Linked DNA regions of Homo sapiens: all the other regions are linked to region 2. A link is a contact called in ENCODE Hi-C or POLR2A ChIA-PET data. All regions are on one chromosome and are shown on one strand. The core of a region is the stretch at or near the end of the contact, and the rest is flanking DNA. Distances in the headings are between cores, read along the strand shown.

What was found. Hi-C counts contacts between places; a loop is a spot of excess contacts on that map. ChIA-PET counts read pairs that join two places held with the same protein, here RNA polymerase II (POLR2A). Pooled maps may share reads with other maps.
Region 1: a pooled map shows a loop between it and region 2 (2.3-fold over the local background). The contact joins two enhancer-like sites. A Hi-C loop is called at or near these places in 1 of 50 pooled maps.
Region 3: a map of MCF 10A shows a loop between it and region 2 (2.6-fold over the local background). The contact joins two enhancer-like sites. A Hi-C loop is called at or near these places in 1 of 168 maps with a recorded cell type or tissue (MCF 10A) and 1 of 50 pooled maps. POLR2A ChIA-PET finds 5 or more read pairs at or near these places in 1 of 52 experiments (MCF 10A).

Annotation. Positions count from the first base shown.
Region 1 is chr3:169,025,473-169,028,280 of GRCh38, forward strand. No RefSeq gene overlaps it. Among named protein-coding and RNA genes, the nearest start is that of LINC01997, 24 kb to the left of the region's middle. Within about 2 kb of position 1,404, at least 3 of the 41 ENCODE cell types and tissues checked have a DNase peak (open chromatin) inside an H3K27ac peak, as active enhancers do.
Region 2 is chr3:169,084,540-169,087,239 of GRCh38, forward strand. It overlaps MECOM (MDS1 and EVI1 complex locus), which reads right to left. Exons shown (of 17, transcript NM_004991.4): 17 at 1-504. The coding sequence ends at 370. Among named protein-coding and RNA genes, the nearest start is that of LINC01997, 83 kb to the left of the region's middle. Within about 2 kb of position 1,437, at least 2 of the 41 ENCODE cell types and tissues checked have a DNase peak (open chromatin) inside an H3K27ac peak, as active enhancers do.
Region 3 is chr3:169,043,203-169,045,902 of GRCh38, forward strand. All of the region lies in intron 1 of LOC107986051 (a long non-coding RNA gene), which reads right to left. Among named protein-coding and RNA genes, the nearest start is that of LINC01997, 42 kb to the left of the region's middle. Within about 2 kb of position 1,294, at least 4 of the 41 ENCODE cell types and tissues checked have a DNase peak (open chromatin) inside an H3K27ac peak, as active enhancers do.

The DNA of each region.
Region 1 (2,808 bases), core at 154-2,653, 59 kb before region 2:
TGATTTTTTTATATACATATTTCATACATATATAGAAAGCATACTTATAATGTGTGTGAGCATATATACTCACACATTTGCATATACGTATATATAATGTGTGTGTGAGTAAATATATTTATATCTATTCACATTGTACCTGTTGGCTATTGCTGCATAACAAATCACCCCCAAACAACTATTACTTATTTCCATTCATGCATTTATTGTTACTCATGCATCACTGTAGGCCTACGGATTGGCTGGAGCAGCTCTGCTCCACATGCTCCACGTGTCTCTCCTCCTCCCTGGGATAATAAGCTGGATTGAGCATGTTCTTCTCATAGTAATGTGAGATGGACAAAAGAGAACAGAAATAGGAGGCATCTTTAGGTCAAGGCTTAAGAGTATTCAGAGAAAAAAATGCAGAAAAACCACGAGATACATAGGAAGCGATATAAATTTTCTGAGTGGTAAGATTATGTGTAATTTTTCATTTCTTCTGTTTATTTTTTCTAAAGTTTTAACAACAAAATGTACTACTTTTATAATAAAATCCAGGCAAAAACTTATTTTAAATATTTCACTAAACTATTCACAGGTTTCCTATTTCTTATGTCCTTCTCATAATTATTTATATAGAAAGGAGGCCAACTGGAGATAGAAGACCTAATATTTGATGTTGTCATTTATGTGTCAAAAAGCCATATTTTCCTTATGCGTTGCCTGGCCTGCTGTTGAATATAAATTGTGTATCACTGATAAACTTAAAGTGGTAGAGAATTATAACGCTAATATAATCCCTGTTCATTTACTTACTTTCCTCATTAAAGAAAACACACACACACAGAGAATTCCATTTGTTTACAAAAATCACAATCTTCTTAAATTTGCTTTGATTTTTGCATGGACACAACAAAATGTTTTAATATAGAAAGAAAGTACTTAACACCTTGAGTTGCTGGTATTATTTTTCAAATTTGTGGTCCTTCATCTCATAATGACACATAAAAGAAATGCTTTATGCTCATCTCTGTTCTTTGATTTCTTTACTCATGTAAGTGAATTTTTTTTTCTTTTCCTGTGGACTAGCCTAGAAAGCCTTATTTCCCTCCCCCCTCCCTTTTTTTTGGTGCCATAATTAGATTGAGTGGTAGATGTTTCTAGTGAATCATTCTACCAATTAGGCTAAAATATTAAAGACAAGTAACTTGAGAAGGAAACTCACATATCTATAGCACTTTGCAGCAGATGTATCCTATTTACTTCTTTATTTTATTGCTTAATGACTGGATCTGAAGTAATTGCACCATTTGACAGATATTTATTTGTAAAATGTGATTCATTCAGTCAGACACTTTTCAAATGATTTTCATGCCAAGTGTTAAAATTGCGTAGGCTTGAGTAGCTGTTTCAAAAGATGCAAACACACATGTTAATTCCATGCATCAAGCACATCTACTTTCGGCTCTTTTTATTATAGAAATATTTCAGTTGACAAAGAGTGCTAGTGAACAGACGGCAGGGACTTCTGGACTTTAATCAACCGCAATCACTGGCAGAGTTCAGAATTAATTTCCTAACCATGAATCACCTGCAGACAATGAATCACGTTCTAGAGAATTTTGCCAAACAAAACAAGCCATCATGCCCTATACAACTTTTGAGGACAGGGCTATGGAAACTCATTTGACTAGCACAGTTGAAACAGTGAAAGGGAAAGAATACTAGCGAATACTGGAACAAGCTATCAAAGAGTGCCTGGTGACTTTCAACTTAAAAAAGACAAAGGAAAGCAAGAGTTCAGCAAGAAAACACTCCTTTCTGAAACAACCTATCCATTGGTTGGCTTCTATCCCTAAATTCTAGCTATTGACAATCAAGATAAAGGATTTTTTGACTAGGATAGGTTCTATCCATTATAGCACAGACGTCAAAACATTTTCACCTATTCTTTAATCAAAGAATCAGAAACTTCTTATTTAGTTTCTGTTTCAGACACTGTATCTCCTTGGACAGAAATAAATGAGGGCAATTAGACAAATATTCAGATCATTCAGCTAAAAAATGTTTTTGAATGAAATAACCAAGTTATTTTTATACTTAAATTTGTGATTGTCTCAATTTTCCATTTTCTCTTCTAGGTATAGAACAAAGCACCTTTACATGCTTCTGTACACTGTAAAAAAGTTGCAGCCATAAAAAATGATGAGTTCGTGTCCTTTGTAGGGACATGGATGAAATTGGAAATCATCATTCTCAGTAAACTATCGCAAGAACAAAAAACCAAACACCGCATATTCTCACTCATAGGTGGGAACTGAACAATGAGATCACATGGACACAGGAAGGGGAATATCACACTCTGGGGACTGTGGTGGGGTGGGGGGAGCGGGGAGGGATAGCATTGGGAGATATACCTAATGCTAGATGACGAGTTAGTGGGTGCAGCGCACCAGCATGTCACATGTATACATATGTAACTAACCTGCACAATGTGCACATGTACCCTAAAACTTAAAGTATAATAAAAAAAAAAATAGAAAAAAAAAAAAGTTGAGACAAATTTCAGTTTCAAGACATGATAAAATGTTTAGCACTTTACATAACATCATCAAAATGAAAACTGATCACTTAAAAAGAAAATATTTTTATTGTCAAATTTGAATATAGTTAACTTCAAACTACACCAACAAGTAAACAATATACCACTAGGAAAAATAAAAGGCCTTGGCCAACCCAAGATATTTGACATACTTTGCTCCCATCATGCATGTCATTGCAATAAGAATAAAGAAGGAGTAGAACACACATCTTTTTGGGACAGAG
Region 2 (2,700 bases), core at 187-2,686:
AGTGTTCATTCATATCAATGCTGCCATCTCAACTGCCCTTCTCACCCACCCATACCCTAAGGTGGGGTAAACTGGAAGATGCCTTCAGCCCACCAAGTTTTTTGTTTTCACTGAATCACTTTAAGTCGCATTGATTGATCTTCCAGAAGTCAGCAGCTGCCTTTGCTGTGCAAAACAAAATATCGAGAATAAATAGTTTCTTTTTTCTTTCTTTTCTTTTTTAAATCATTCAGTTTAAGGTCACTAGACTTTAGATGAGTGACCCTGCAGGTTTATAAGGCATTCTGCTCAGCAGTCTTGTAAATAGTCCTATATGAAAGAGCCATGCTACTGTTGGACTTGGTCCCACTCTGGTCAACCTTGATAACGTCATACGTGGCTTATGGACTGGATAGCACTGGATTCCGCCGCAGCCCTGGCCATACTGTGCCACACGTTGGAAGAACTGTGGGATGTAGAATGGAGGGACTCCTTGTCAGACAGTGACAGCATCATAGCATATGCCTGGGGTAAAAAGGAGAGAGACTCAGTAAATGGCATTTGAAAAACATCACTTTTAGTTCAAAGAATATTGTTGGTAAATGGAAAGGGATGGGACCCTGAGTAGGGGCATCCTTCATGGGTGTGTTTGGCAAAGAAGGCATATTTTTTGTAGAAACCACATGGGATTACTGCTGGCCTTTAGTGCCTAGGGGCCCCAAAAGTGACACACGCTACAGAACCAAAAAGAACTATCCTACCTAAAATGCAAATAGTGCTTCCATTGAGAAAAATGAGTCAGTCTCCTGTTCAACTATAAATACAGTCATCCATCCACTACATATGTTCAATTCACCAAAAATATTATTGTGTGCTTATGACTGAAACCTCAAATATTAATAAGATATAGACCTACCTTGACAGAGCTGTGGCCTAGTAGAGGATACAGCCTGACTCCTACACTTTATAACCGAAAGCACTGAAGGTGCTTGAGTGACTTGCCCAAAGTCACTCAATTAGATAGATAGTGGGAGAAGCATAACTAAAATGTATTTCTGCCCAACTTTTAATCCATTGTCTTTTCTCCAATTTCCCTCCATGCTTGACATACTCAGTCCTGGCACCCATAAGTTGAGGTGGATCAAATCAGCTCTACCAAAAAAATAAAACCAAACACAAGACCCAACAGTGTTCTAATCAACTTGTTTTCCAGTGTCTGCTGAGCAGAAGGTGCATGGAGGTGCTCTGTGAGGAAGTACTCTTTCTTCCCTATTATCATGTCAAATTTTAAATAACTGTTCAGAGAGTCCCCTATTTACTGCCAAGCAAAATATTCAAATGAAATGTTTGGTCTTGACTTGTAAGTGAACTTTTCACTGTTGATTTGCTATTGTTGGTCTCATCCATTGCTAAACTTGCTTGTCAAAATGCTGCTGAAGTGGAATCATTAAAGTCCTGCCAAAGACATTCCACTGTCTGTAAACAAAGACAAAATGCCTCTGTTGTTAGGCAGAATTTCATCTCTGGGAGTCATGCTGAGACATGTGGCCAGTCTGTGGTTTCTTCCGTAATCATTGCATTTAGTTAGAAAATTTACCCTTGTAGGCTGATTTTTGATTTGCTGGGTCATCGCTCTAAATGTACACATTTGACTTTTATGTATGCAATTTGCCTTTTGGACTTCTACAATATCTCATGATCCATTTAACAAATATTTCTTAAGCATCTACTCTATGCCAGGCTCTGTGATAGATCCTAAGAAATTAAGAATAAATAATATAGAGTACTTATCTTTGGCAGAGTTTAAAGTATGGGTTAAGTGAGCATTCAACCTAAATTATCTATTCTGATTATGTACCTACTTTTAGAGAACAAGATAAAGAGTACTCTGAAAGAGTTAAAACAAATTCTGATATTTGGGAAGATAAAAAGGAGTACAAAGAAAATTTTGGAATTTAAATTTTAATCCTGCCTTTAAACCTGCCTCTACTCACCTAGCTGTGTGATCTTGAGCAAGTTGCTTAACCTTTTAAGCTTTACTTTCCTCCTATAAAACAGATGATAGTAATAACAGTATTGGCCTCCAAGAGTTGTGGAGGAATCACATGCACTAACTTACATAAAGTGTTTAGCTCAGTGTGCCTGACTGAGGTAATACATAAATAGTACCTATTACCATGAAATTAATTTTTACCGGATAGAGTTTCTTGAGGGAGAGCACATGCAAAATGCAGCTACTATTGTACTGGTCAACTATTTTCAATTCAATCACTATAAAAATTACAGACTATAAAAATTACAGAATAAATATATGAATGCTTTGACTAAAGCATCTGAGCCTTTAGATTCTAGAAAATGGCAAAACAGCATATCTGCCTTTTGGTAATCAAAGGAAATAAACATTTTCATATATAAGGATCAGTGCCCAGCATATAGCTGGTAGTTAATAAATGAACGAATGAATGATATTATGAAATAAAGTGAATTTGCAAAAGGGCCTGACCATTTTCAAACTAATCTATATAACATGATCAAGTAACAAGAAAAATATGACTTAGGATTGCAAAATGCTAGTGTTTCTTATAACAGTAACAGTCCAGCTGGGTTGGGACTTTATGTCAAAATGCTGGTACTAAAATGTATTATAATTATATCCCTTATCTGTAGGTTTTCAGGCCCTTTTGCTTTCTGTCACTTCTGGCAGTTTCTGGAGTGTTTAGG
Region 3 (2,700 bases), core at 44-2,543, 41 kb before region 2:
AACATGGCTTAATAAAATATAATTTATGACATCTACGTTTTCATAATAATATGAAAGAAAAATATATAACAAGCTACCAGGGTATATTGAGATTTTGTCTACATGCAGCTAATATAACTAGGATATTTTTAAATCAACTGAAATGGATTTCATAATTTATAATGTAAACAGCTTTTATTTTTAGGAAAAAATAAAAGTCCCCCTCACCCCTTTTACCCGTGAACAGGCCAGTGACCTGACCTTCAACCTATTTCACTTTTTCTAAATGTTCTAAATGGCCATATTCTTACATAGGCCCATATTTAATCTTTAATTAATATGAATATTTCAGAACGGCCTTTACTTAATATGTGTTCTGTATAGCTGAGGATATAATAATAAAATTAATTACAGAAGAAAGTTCCAGTTACTACAGATTTGGAAAAGAATACTATGTTTCTTAGTATAAACTACTAGCAAGTATTTATTTTTAACCATGTTTAAATTGCTTCTATAATTTCTAAAATTATCAACTACTAAATATTTTTTACAAACCTAGTAATAGATTAGATCTCAAAATAAAAGCACAAGATAAACAGATGTCATCTCCATCTTAAGATGTCAAACTGAGGCTCTGTACTTTGCCCACAAATGATGTAGCTGGAACTGGGAAGGTATTCCATGCACCAATACATAGAACCCCCACAGCTTTTCATTAAAAAAAAAAAAGAAGAAGCTCTTTCCCTAATTATTCATACTTGTCTCTATATAGCATTTTCTCAAATATTTGAGGCCATTTTCCTCCTATCACTTAACCCTTCCATATGGGGAAAAACAAAATGTCTACAAGATATCTTTGGGGAACCACATTTCAGTGTTTTGTAATTTTATCCTTGCTTCTACTTGTGGGAATTAAGAGTTAGGCTTTGGCAGTGGGTGCAGGCAATACAGTCCAGTGAGCCAACTCAGAGCCCTTCCCACCACCAATGGCCTGAATCTCCTTAGGTGTTTGCCCATGTCTTGTACTTAATGCTTCTTCATTTGTGGAATCAGGACAGGCATCCTTGCTACTCTTATTAGTTGGCCACAACCCTATCACCCTTAAGAGTGTGTTTTATCCTTCACAGAAAAATAAAAAATGATGTTATGGAGACATGAGAGCACAAAAGGAAGTAAATGACTATGTTTTATCCATCACATCTGAAAATACAGTCTTTAGCAGCCCATGAAATTGTACTTGATAGCTAAAGCATTTAAATGACCTCAACTGTGTGTTTCACAGGATGGCTTAGAAATAGGACATGGAGGTTCTGGTTATACAATAGAGGGAGCACTGCCATAATGATGAGTAAATGTACTAGTCATTCACAATCTTCCTTCTGGCTAACATTGAAAAGGAGTTATTCATCTAGCACTGGCCTTTGCCCTCTTTGGTAAAAAGGTTCCTTGAATTTCTGAGGATCTCCTGATTTTTACCACAATCTCTCCCTATTCCCTTTCTTTTCTATTCCCCAAACATCACCCTCTTTTCACTCCTGTGTCTTTTGTTTGTGTGTGCTTTTAAACAACATGTTGAAAAACAAGACCATCAATTCCATTTTAAGAAAATCTAAAGGGAACCAAAAAGAGCAAAGACATTCAAACAGTAAATAGACAGGAAGGTAAAGATGCAGGAGATGAGGAGGGAAGGGTTGCGAGTGAGGCGGGGGACAAGAAACACAGGGTGCTTCCTTTACTTTGGATGAGTCACCTGACACTGATTCTGTCTGGAAAAGGGAATGTAAGAACACTTCCTTAAATTCTATGTGAACAGATACAGTGCAGTGGTATGTAAAAACTCTTTGAAATATGTTCCTTTAAAAACTCCAAGTATTATTTTTAACTTTCAGCTGGCTTAGCCTTCATATTTCAGCAATTATAGAAAAGTGTGTTGCTGACATAAAAATTGGGGGGAGTGTTATCACTATATTTTCTTTTTATGTTTACAAGCTTGGCTTTTTTAGTAGAGTTAATAAAGTATATGGCAAGCCTAAGGTTGCTCAACTTGCTGAAAATAAAATATTAAGATTCCAATTCTATTAACATTGACCAAGCATCTAGAATGTGTTCGGTTCTCTTTCTAGGTACTAATAGAAACTAAATGAATGTAAGGCTCTCATAAGAATCAAAGCAACTGTGGCAGCAAGTGAAGGAAAATTCATGGACCCTGAGTTGGTTGTAGTAGACGGAGACTCTGGAACCCTTCCTGAGCTTCATTCTGACTAGAGAGTTTAGATAAATTCAATGATTTGCTCTTTGCTTCACCCATTGGGTAACTATGCCAGGCCAGGCAATGGCCCACGATGAATAAGATATTTTCCTCAGGGAGCACACATTCTTGTACAGAAAGACAAAAAATGTACACGTGAGACAATAAAGCAACTAGATAATATTAGAGACTAATAAGTGCCCTAAAGGAAATAAAATAAGGTAGGATGATAGATAATCCCTCAGAGGTTTCTTTAGATTAGGTGACCAGGAAGAGTTCACTGAGGAGGTGACATGATGGACCAGCTGGAACTCCAAGGATGAATGAGAAGTTAGTAGTGTAATGAGGCAGGAAAAAAGTCTTTCAGGAAGAGAGAATGACCAGCCTGAGGGTTTCAAGACAGGACGAGGCCATTGTGCATGGAACATAGTGTGAAAGAGGAAGAGTGGTAAGAATTGAGGTCAGGGAAATGA